Linked DNA regions of Homo sapiens: region 1 is linked to region 2. A link is an interaction called in ENCODE POLR2A ChIA-PET data of the cell type or tissue named here. Cell type or tissue: PC-9. All regions are shown on one strand. Links, peaks and the distances in the headings refer to the core of each region. The heading gives the core; the rest is flanking DNA.

Region 1 (5,000 bases), core at 1-5,000, 230 kb after region 2:
TCAAAAAAACAAAACAAAACACACGGATTAGAGGAGGCCAGGGGGCAGGTGCAGAAATCCAGGCACAGACAGACAGCCCTACATCCTGGCTGCTGCAGCCGCTGCTCACTCCCTGAACCAGCTCCTGGATTTCCGCTGTGGGGGTTGGGCACTGTGATTAATACAATTAATTAACTGACAAGGTGACTGAGGCAGCAGCTGAGGCCAGTACTCAAAGCCTCTGGCCTTCAAGGGCCTTCTCTAGTCCCGACGTGCCTTGCCATGGGAGGCTGGGTCGCTGTGCTTTATAGATCTGCGGGGGAAGCCAGGCCCTGGGGAGCCAGCCAGGCAGGAGTCCAGGAGCCCAGCTCCTCCTCCCCTAGACCCAGGTGTCCAGCTTCAGGCCCCGCCTCCCTCAGACCCAGAAGCCCAGGCCCCAGCCTCTCCTCCCTCAGACCCAGGAGTCCAGGCCCCAGCCCTCTTCCCTCAGACCCAGGAGTCCAGGCCCCCATCCCTAATCCCTCAGACCTGGGAGTTCAGGCCCCCATCCCTGCTCTCTCAGACCCAGGAGTCCAGGCCACCAGTGCTTCCTCCCTCAGACCCAGGAGTCCAGGCCCCCATCCTTCCCCTCTCAGACCCAGGAGTCCAGGCCCTTAGTCCCTCCTCCCTCAGACCCAGGGGTCCAGCCTCAGTCCCCTGCTCCCTCAGACCCAGGAGCCCAGGCCCCCTGCTCTTCCTCCCTCAAACCTGGGAGTCTAGGCCTCCAGCTCCTCCTCCCTCAGACCCAGGAATCCAGGCCCCCAGCCCCCTCCTTTCTCAGACCCAGGAGTCCAAGCCCCCAACCTCTCCTCCAGGGTTCCATAGGTCACTCTGCACCCTCCTCGCTGCCTTGGTCTACCCATCCCTGGATCTCGGGGTCTCAAGCTGTGTCTGTCCCCATTGTTCTCCCATGGGCTCACACTACACCCTGGGCAGCCTCCACTCTGCCACCACAGGAAGCCTGCAGGTGCAGTCCACAGGGAGAGGAAGTGTGTCTGGGGACCCAGCTCACACTTCATGAAGCTGTCACCAGTCTGGCTTGCCCAGTGACACTGAGGGAGGCTGGTGTTCCCATGGCCACAGTCCCCTGGCTATGGTGCTGGCCATGTCCTGGCCAAGTTCATGGCACAGCCCCTGCCTAGCAGTGTGCTGGATGATGGGGGCTCACTCCAGGCTGACCAACCTCCTGGCTGTATCTCCCTTGCCTCCACCTGACATGCAGAGCGTCTGGGCAGCGGCCCTCACCCCTGTCCCCTTTACCTCCGCAGCCCTGTCAGCCTCCAAGTCCCAACCCTCCCAGCTTCTCCCTGTCACCCCCACCGCTGGTCCTGCTTTCCCATTCCAAGTTCTGAGTGTGTTTCCAATCTCGCCATCCTCCGTCCCCACAGCCCCGACCCTGATCCCGGCGCCTCCCCCCGAGACCCCTGCCCCACTGAGGGCTCTTTCTTTTTTCTTTTTTTTCTTTTTTTGAGACAAGAGTCTCACTCTGTTGCCCAAGCTGGCAATAGTGTCTCACTCTCTCACTCTGTCTTCCAAGCTGGTACAGTGGTGTGATCTTGGCTCACTGCAACCTCCGCCTCCCAGGTTCAAGCAATTCTTGTGCCTCAGCCTCCCAAGTAGTGGGGATTACAGGCAGGTGCCACCATGCCCAGCTAATTTTTGTATTTTTAGTAGAGACGGGCTCTCACCGTGTTGCCCAGGCTGGTCTCCTGAGCTCAGGTGAGCCACTGCACCCAGCCTGTGAGGGTTTTTTCTTTCTCTTTTTGTTTTTTTTGTTTTTTTTTTGAGACATGGTAGCCACCACCTGTAATCCCAGCTACTCAGGAGGCTGAGGCAGGAGCCCGAGACAGAGCAAGACTCCGTCTCAAAAAAAAAAAAAAACAGAAAAGACTTGGGCTTGTTTCCTGAGGGCTCTGTGCAGAGGAGGGCGTGTTCTGCACTTTCTAGCAGGATCCTTCTAGCTGTGCATAGGAACAAACCACAAGGACAACTGCAGTCCTCCAGGTGGGAAGTGGCAGTGGATTAGACCAGGGCAGGGACTGGGGAGGCGTCAGAGGTGGTCTAACTAGATAAATGTCAAAGAAGGAGGTGACAGGGTTTCCTGATAGATTGCTTATGAGGTGAGAGAGAAAGAGGTGAAAATGCCTTAAAAATGGACTGTAGGCAGGACGCGGTGGCTCACGCCTGTAATCCAAGCACTTTGGGAGGCCAAGGCAAGAGGATCGCTTTAGTTCAGGAGTTTGAGAACAGCCTAGGCAACAAACAGTGAGACCCCTTCTCTACAAAAAAAAATTTTTTTTAATTAGTCAAGTATGGTGGTGCCCGCCTGTAGTCCCAACTACTGAGAAGGCTGAGGTGGTAGGATTGCTTGAACCCAAGAGGTTGAGGCTGCGGCAAGCTGGGATCCTGCACTCCACCCTGAGCAACGGAGTGAGATCCTATCCCAGAAAAAAAAAAAAGGAATGTTAACCCCACAGGGCCTGAACTATCCTATTCATTCATTTGGAATTAGAAATTCAGAATGGGGAACTTACAGCAATGGGATTTTTTTTTTCAGACGGAGTCTCCCTCTGTCCCCCCAGCTGGAGTGCAGTGGCGCGATCTCAGCTCACTGCAAGCTCTGCCTCCCAGATTCACGCCATTCTCCTGCCTCAGCCTCCCGAGTAGCTGGGACTACAGGGGCCTGCCACCACGCCCAGCTAATTTTTATATTTTTAATAGAGACGTGGTTTCACCGTGTTAGCCAGGATGGTCTCAATCTCCTGACCTCGTGATCTGCCTGCCTTGGCCTCCCAAAGTGCTGGGTTTACAGGCGTGAGCCACCACAGCTGGCCCTTTTTTTTTTTGAGATGGAGTCTCACTCTGTCCCCCAGGCTGGAGTGCAGTGCTGCAATCTCAGCTCACTACAACCTCCGCCTGCTAGGTTCAAGTGATTCTCCTGCCTCAGCCTCCTGAATAGCTGGGATTACGGGGGCCCGCCACCACGCCCGGCTAATTTTTGTATTTTTAGTAGAGACGGGGTTTCACCATGTTGGCCAGGCTGGTCTCAAACTCCTGACCTCGTGATCCGCCCTCCTCGGCCTCCCAAAGTGTTGGAATTACAGGCGTGAGCCATTGCGCCCAGGGATTTTAGAACCTCATTCATTCGTTATTCAGCAAGTACTGAGCATCTACTAGGTACCAATCTCTCTTGCAGATACTGAGGGTACAGGTTGTGAGCAAAACAGACAGAAGATCCCTGCCCTCGTGGCGCTGGCAGTCAGTTTCCAGGAGGATGTGATATATCTAGTGTGTGAGATGGTGAGAAGCACTATGCAGACAGAGAACGTAACAGGGCAAAAGGGCGGAAGAGCAGTCAACCAGGGAGGGGAGAGGAGGTGGCAGCTGAGGTGGAGTATCTCGGGGTAAAAGAACCCCCCGAGGAGTGTGCCCCACAAGAAGCTAAAAGTGGTGGGTTTGTTTGAGACCGAGTCCTCACTCTGTCACCCAGGCTGGAGTGCAGTGGCGCAATCTCAGCTCACTGCAACCTCCACCTCCTGAGTTCAAGCGACTCTCCCTAAAGTAGCTGGAATTACAGGCATGCAGCTAATTTTTGTATATTTAGTAGAGACAGGGTTTCACTGTGTCGGCCAGGCTGGTCTCGAACTCCTGGCCTCAAGTGATCCATCCACCTTGGTCTCCCAAAGTTCTGGGATTACAGGCTTGAGCCACCGCCCCATCCTAAAGTCGGTTTTTTTGTTTTAATCCTCCAAATCCAGTAGTGCTCAGATGCCATCCTAAATGGAGGATTGGAGGGGAGCCTCCCTTAGAAGGAAGATCTGGGCCCCTGGAAGCCACAGGACTGCTCCTTAAGTCAAGAACTCTGAATCTGGCCAGGTGCAGTGGCTTATGCCTATAATCCCAACACTTTGGGAGGCCGAGGCGGGTGGATCACTTGAGGTCAGGAGTCCGAGACTAGCCTGGCTGACATGGCGAAACCCCATCTCTACTAAAATTACAAAAATTAGCTGGGTATGGTGGTACATGCCTGTAATCCCAGCTACTTGGGAGGCTGAGACAGGAGAATCACTTGAGCTGGGGAGGCGGAGGCTGTAGTGAGCCCAGATTGCGCCACTGCACTCCAGCCCGGGCAACAGAGTGAGACTCCACCTCAAAAAAAATTTTTTTAAAAAGAACTCTGAGTTGCCGGGCGCGGTGGCTCACGCCTGTAATCCCAGCACTTTGGGAGTCCCAGGCGGGCGGATCACGAGGTCAGGAGATCGAGACCATCCTGGTTAACATGGTGAAACCCCATCTCTACTAAAAAAATTAGCCGGGCGTCGTGGCGGGCACCTGTAGTCCCAGCTACTCGGGAGGCTGAGGCAGGAGAATGGGGTGAACCCGGGAGGCGGAGGTTGCAGTGAGCCGAGATCGCGCTGCTGCACTCCAGCCTGGGTGACAGAGCAAGACTCCGTCTCAAAAAAAAAAAAAAGAACTCTGAGTCAGCCTGGCGCAGTGGCTCACACCTGTAATCTCAGCACTTTGGGAGGCCGAGGCGGGCAGATCACGAGGTCAGGAGATCGAGACCATCCTGGCTAACACGGTGAAACCCCGTCTCTACTAAAAATACAAAAAATTAGCAGAGCGTGGTGGCGGGCGCCTGTAGTCCCAGCTACTCGGGAGGCTGAGGCAGGAGAATGGCATGAACCTGGGAGGCGGAGGTTGCAGTGAGCCGAGATAGTGGCACTGCACTCCAGCCTGGGCGAAAGAGTGAGAATCTGTCTCAAAAAAAAAAGAAAAAAACTCTGAATCCCAGAGACCCAGGGACTTGGAGGAGGTGAAGGGTGTGGGGCTCCAGGGACCTGGGGCTCAGCTTTTCAGGTCTCCTCCTCCAGGAAGCTCTTCTTTCGTTCATCGTCCCTCCCTCCTTCAGACAGGTCAAGCCTCTTCAGGTTCCTCCCATACCACCCCTACTCCGTCTTCCAGGCATTCTTGGTGATAAT
Region 2 (6,296 bases), core at 807-5,806:
TCAAATCCCAGATGTGTCCCTACTAGACCACGAAGCCTGGCCCTAATGAGCCCCAAACCTCAGAGCCTTTCACCTGAAAAATGCAGACAAGAAGTGGGGACCTCTTGGGTCACCTCCTCGCTGGGCTGTTTCCACTCCTCCAAACTTAAAGTCAAGTTCTCACATGATAGCCAGAGTGAGCCTGTTCAAACCTAAGCCAGCTCACGTCCCTCCTCTGGGCAGTCCTCCCATGGGTCCTACTGCACTCAGAGTCAAAATCAGAGTCCTCACCCTGGCCCAGGAAACCCCAGCATGATCTGCTCCCATTATCTCTCTGACTTCTTCTCCCAGCCCTCTCTCCCTTTCCCTCCTCTCTATGCCCACCTTGGCTCACACCCATCTCAGGGCCTTTTACTTGGTGTTCCCTCTGCCTGGAACATTTTTTTCTTAGGAATCCACATGGCTTATTCCTCTGCTTCTTCAGGACTCTGCTCAAACATAACCTCCCCAAAGAGGTCCTCCTTGACCCACCTTACCTGAAACGGGTTTACCCCACCCCCAGTCCAACCCCACAGCCCTGTGCAGTTTTCCTCACAGCCCTTACCACCACTATATATACTTGTCAGTTTGTTGACCCTCTCCTCACTCAATCGTAAGTTTCATGAGGGCAGCAACAGCGTCTGTTTAATCACTGCTGAGCCCCCGAGTCCTAGAGCCTTAGAGTCCTAGATTTGGTTCACCCAGATCCAGAGGCGAGGATTCAAGGACAGATAGTCTGTTTGGGAGGTGCAAGGAACTCGAGAGTGGGGAAGTTAGGCAGAGAAGGCAGGAAATAATAAAAGCTGTGTTCCCAAGCTGGTTACCATGGGCAACTGGAGCACAGTCCCATTGGGGAACTCAGGCCCTGGTGTGGAATGACTCTGCAGAGTTATCCCACATAGCAGAGAGGGAGCTGGGGAATTTATATACCAACGTGTCCTGGCATTGTGGAGGGCTGCTCCCTGATGTGCTCATTCCCCAGCACTTCCAGCCTGCTGCCTCCATGGGCAGAGTAGGCTTTGGCCACCAGTGAAAGTCCTCAGGCAACGGGATGCAGGTGCTGGCCGTTGGAAGTGGGAAGGGCAAGGGGTTGGACTGGGGGCACTGGGCACAGACCAGGCTCTTCAAACACATTCATGGGTGAATTAATGAATGAATGAACACATGAAAGAATGGATGTCTCTATGGTGGGCAGAAGAAATGCCCAGCTTTTCTGAGTGGACTCCACTCTTGTGGCCTTGTTCCCTGTTTGCACAGACAGCCTCCAACTAATGCCACTGAAGACATTCCCAGCTGCTATCCGGGGAGTCATCCAGAGTGAGCTCAACTATTCTGTGATCCTGCAGTGGGTGGTGACAATGGACCCTGAGCCTGTGCTGAGCTGGACCTTCAGTGGGGTGCCCTGTGGGATGGGAGAGAAGCTGTTCATCCGACGGTTGTCCTGTGAGCAGCTGGGCACCTACATGTGCATAGCCACAAACAGCAAGAAACAGCTGGTCTCTGAGCCTGTAACCATCTCGCTGCCAAGTGAGTCCCCCATTCCACCCCACCCCACCCCACCCAAGAGCCCTGCACCCTCTCCAGCCTGTGGCAGCCTCTATGATTCCATTAAGCCACCTACTATGAGCAGTCCCCTGTGAGACCCTTTATAGGCAAAATGTCATTCCAATGTTCCATCCACCTGGCGGACTGTGGATTATTAGGCCACTTTCTTCTTCTTTCTTCTTTCCTCTTCTTCTTCTTTTCTTTCTTCTTCTTTTTCTTTCTTCTCCTTCTTTTCCTCCTCCTCCTCCTCCTTCTTCTTCCTTCTTCTTCTCCTTCTCCTTCTTCTACTTCTTCTTCTTCTTTTTTTTTTTTTTGATAGAGTCTTGCTCGGTCACCCAGGCTGGAGTACAGTGCTGTGATCTCAACTCACTGCAACCTCTGCCTCCCAGGTTCAAGTGATTCTCATGCCTCAGCCTCCTGAGTAGCTGGGATTACAGGCATGCACCACCACATCTGGCCTATTTTTGTATTTTTAGGAGAGACGGGGTTTCACTGTGTTGTCCAGGCTGGTCTCGAACTCCTGGGCTCGAGTGATCCACCCACCTTGGCCTCCCAAACTACTGGGATTACAGACATGAGCCACCTCGCCCAGCCAATTAGGCCATTTTCAGATGACAGGCTGAGGCTCAAAGAGGTTAACTATGATGAAAGCCCAGCTTAGGATCTGGACCAGGCTACCTGGGTCCTTGGCTCCAACCATTTGCTTGTTACATGAACATGGGAAGCCTCTTTGCCTCTCTGAGTCTCAGCACATACCTACAAAAAATGCAGATCAAAATCTAAGGAGTGGGCCAGGTGCAGTGGCTCACACCTGTAACCCCAGCACTTTGGGAGGCTGAGGCAGGAGGATCACTTGAGCCCAGGAGTTAGAGACCAACCTGGACAACATAGTGAGACCCTGTCTCTACCAAAAAAAAAAAAAAAAAAAAAAACTAAAAATTTAATCAGGCATGGTAATGCCACCTGTAGTCCCAGCTGCAATGGGAGGATCACTTGAGCCCAGGAGTTTAAGGCTACAGTGAGCTGTAATCGCACCACTGCACACCAGCCTGAGTGACAGAGGATGACTGTCTCAAAAAAAAAATCACCATTGTCATCATCTAAGGAGTGGTTCAAAGCAATGGCTTTGGAATTTGAATCCCTGGCTGTGTGACTCTGAGCCAGTGCCTTGACTTCTCTGTGCCTCAGTTTCCTCATCTATAACACTGGGAAGATAATAGTGCCTACCCCAGTGTGTAGTTGTGAGCATTCAATGAGATAAGCCGGTGAATAGCTTAAAACAATAATGTCTAGCACTATCGAACACTAATGAGTGCTCAATAACCGTGAGCCAATAACACTGTTGCAATTAGCATTGTCATTATTAATTGTAGCTATTACCATATACAGTCGGTATATGGAGCCCTAGGTGGCAATCAAAATGACAGCAAGTTGTTGAGATCAGAGAAGTGGTTTGGGACCTGGTCAAAACTCAGTTCAGTCCCTGTTCCCGTGCCTTCCTGGCTGGGTAACTTAGCGCAAGTGACTTCCCCTCTCTGAGCCCCAGTTTCCTCATGTGTATAATGGAGGTAATCCTATATACCTCTTCAGGGTTGTTATAAGGAACGAAAACAAGGGGTGACTGAGTTTGGCAGAACAACTGTCAGGCAGCAGGTGCCTTGAATAGCAGCTGTTATGGTGAATATTGTTTTTAGTGTGTTATTCATGGAGGGACACATGGTGATATGGTTTGGCTGTGTCCCCACCCAAATCTCATCCTGAATTGTAGCTCTCATAATCCCCATGTGTCATGAGAGGGACCCGGTAGGAGGTAACTGAATCATGGGGTCAAGTTTTTCCCATGCTGTTCTCGTGATAGTCAATAAGTCTCACGAGTTCTGATGGTTTTACAAAAGGCAGTTCCCCTGCACACATTCTCTTGCCTGCCGCCATGTAAGACATGCCTTGCTCCTCCTTCACCTTCTGCCATGATTGTGAGGCCTCCCCAGCCATGTGGAACTGGGAGTCCATTAAACCTCCTTTTTTTTAATAAAGTACCCAGTCTCAGGTATTTCTTCATAGCAGTATGAAAATGGACTACCATGGCTTGGAGTGAACTAGAGGTATGCAGAGGAACTGGCCAGGAGAGAAGAGAGGGAGGGTATTTGGGGTAGGAAAGAATGCATGAGTCAAGGTTCAGAGCTGGGACATGGAAATGGAATGCGTGATGGGAATCTCAGCTTGGCTGGGTCCCAGAGAACCACCTCACCTCCCTGGCCAGGGTCCAGTGGGAGCTTCAGGGCTGATGCACTGGGGGAAAAAATGTAAATCTTATATCACCTAGTGACCCTGATATTCAGTGAGAAGGACAATACTTCCAAGACCTCCTTTGCTCATTCATCAACTGCCCAGGAAATGTTTATGAGCACTTGCTGTGTGGCCAGCCCACACAGCTGGGAACACTCTGGTGACCAAGACAGCTGCAGCCCTGCCTTCACAAGACTTACAGTCCAGTGTCCACAGACAGTGATCACCAGAGTGGGCAGGGCTGGGATGGGGGAGCCCAGAGAGCTATGAGACTCAGCCTAGGAGTTAAGGAGGGCTTCCTGGAAGAAGGGACACCTGAGCTGAGAATTATGCTTAGCTGGCCAGGTACAGTGGCTCATTCCTGTAATCTCAGCACTTTGGGAGGTTGAGGCGGGTGGGTCACTTGAGGCTAGGAGTTTGAGACCACGCTGGCCAACATGGTGAAGTAGATGGTGAAGAAGATGGTGAAACCCCATCTCTACTAAAAATACAAAATTTAGCTGGGAATGGTGGCATGTGCCTGTAATCCCAGCTACCAGGGAGGCTGAGACACAAGAATTACTGGAACCCAGGAGGTGGAGGTTGTAGTGAGCTAAGATTGTGCCACTGCACTCCAGCCTGGTGACAGAGGGAGACTCTGTCTCAAAAAAAAAAAAAAAAGGAATTATGCAAGCCAAGAGAGAGAGATGGCATTCCAGAGAGACAGTGCAGCATGGACAGGCCTGGAGGCAAGAGAGAAAGAAAGGGATGAGCTTGGAAAATTGAGTGGAGTCCAGGGTTGCATGGCTATAAAGGCAGGGCAATGAGAGAGATGAGGCTGGCCAGGTGGCAGGGCCTCGAAGGCTAAGGTGAGAAACTGACTTCTGCCCCAGGGTGCTGGGAAGCCACAGCAGGGTTCTGAGCAGGGGAGGAACAGGGTCAGGTGTGAGCTTTAGAAAGATCCTCCTGGCTTCCATGTGGTAGGAAGGTGGATGGGTGCTGGACTAGGGCAGGAGAGCAGGGAGGAGAGGGGGCCAGAGACCTGGAGGATGGAAGAGAAGGATGGATTGAAGAGACACTTGGGAGGGGGAATGGCAGGAGGGAGGGGTGCACAGGGAGGGCGGGCAGATGGCTCCTCCAATCTCACCCCTCCTTGGTCCCCAGAACCCATCATGCAGCCCACAGAAGCAGAGCCCATGGAGCCAGACCCCACTCTGTCCCTGTCAGGAGGCTCTGCCATCGGGCTCCTTGCGGCTGGGATCCTGGGAGCCGGGGCACTGATTGCAGGCATGTGTTTCATCATCATCCAGAGCCTAAGGTACCTCTATCCCTCACCCCCGTCCACTGGGCAACATCCACTCAGCCCCCATGGGGCACAGAGCTGGCTCAACAAGGAAACAGAGATGAAACCAACACCCCCATCAGGGAGGGTGATAGCGACTCCTGAGGAGCCCATCTGACTCACTGGTTTCCAAAATGGGATCACAGCAACAAAGAGATAGAAGAGGACACTAGAGCTGGGCTGTCTGGCTTCAAGTCCCAGCTCTGTAACTTACTAGCAGTGAGGCTGTGGGCAAGCCACTCCCCTTCTCTGTGCCTCAGTTTGCCCATCTGCAAAATGGGGATGATAATAATAGCATCTGACTCTCTGGGTTGTTGGGTTGGGTTGTTGTGAGTGAATTTTTCTTTTTCTTTTTTTTTTTTTTTGAGATGGAGTCTTGTTCTGTTGCCCAGGCCGGAGTGCAGTGGTGCGATCTCGGCTCACTGCAACCTCTGCTTGCCAGGTTCAAGCAGTTCTCCTGCCTCAGCCTCCTGAGTAGCTGGGATTACAGGTGCATACCACCACGCCTGGCTAATTTTTGTATATTTAGCAGAGACAGGGTTTCGCCATGTTGGTCAGGCTGATCTCAAACTCCTGACCTCATGATCTGCCTACCTCAGCTTCCCAAAGTTTTGGGATTACAGGCATGAGCCACTGCACCCGTCCAGTGAGTGAATATTTCTAAGAAACTTAAAGCAGTGCCTGGAATGTGGTAAGTACTATGTTCGTCCTCTCTACACATATCTGCAGTGACCGCTCTGTGCCAGGCACTGAGGATACCGAGGGAAGAAACAGCAGAAAGACCCTGCCCTCATGGAACTTGCATCCTGGTCGGGGACACCATCAAGAAACACAATGAATGAGTGAAATATAGATAGTATATTGGATGGGCCAGGTGTAGTGGCTCACACCTGTAATCCCAGCACTTTGGGAGGCCGAGGTGGGTAGATCACTCGAGCCCAGGAGTTTGAAACCAGCCTGAGCAACATGACAAGACATCTTGTCATCTCTCTCAAAATATAAAAATTAGCCAGGCATGGTGGCATGCACTTATAGTCCCAGCTACTCAGGAGGCTGAGATGGGAGGATCACCTGAGCCCAAGGAAGTCTAGACTGCAGTGAGCTAGGATCATGCCACTGCACTCCA

The links. ChIA-PET counts read pairs that join two places held together with the same protein. Peaks named below come from ENCODE experiments on the same cell type or tissue, not always from the same donor. Only the 100,000 strongest peaks of a DNase experiment are listed, where the experiment ranks them.
Region 1: POLR2A ChIA-PET joins it to region 2 with 6 read pairs; 4 of 35 experiments call an interaction of 5 or more read pairs at or near these places.

The regions. Positions count from the first base shown.
Region 1 is chr19:44,850,643-44,855,642 of GRCh38, forward strand. All of the region lies in intron 1 of NECTIN2 (nectin cell adhesion molecule 2), which reads left to right. Among named protein-coding and RNA genes, the nearest start is that of NECTIN2, 6.8 kb to the left of the region's middle. RefSeq lists an enhancer at 1-728. In PC-9, for the core only: no CTCF peak of the experiment used is centred there; no DNase peak of the experiment used is centred there.
Region 2 is chr19:44,622,428-44,628,723 of GRCh38, forward strand. It overlaps IGSF23 (immunoglobulin superfamily member 23), which reads left to right. Exons shown (of 5, transcript NM_001205280.2): 2 at 1,280-1,545; 3 at 4,993-5,146. Among named protein-coding and RNA genes, the nearest start is that of IGSF23, 12 kb to the left of the region's middle. In PC-9, for the core only: no CTCF peak of the experiment used is centred there; a DNase peak (open chromatin) is centred at 3,794; H3K27ac peaks cover 2,926 bases.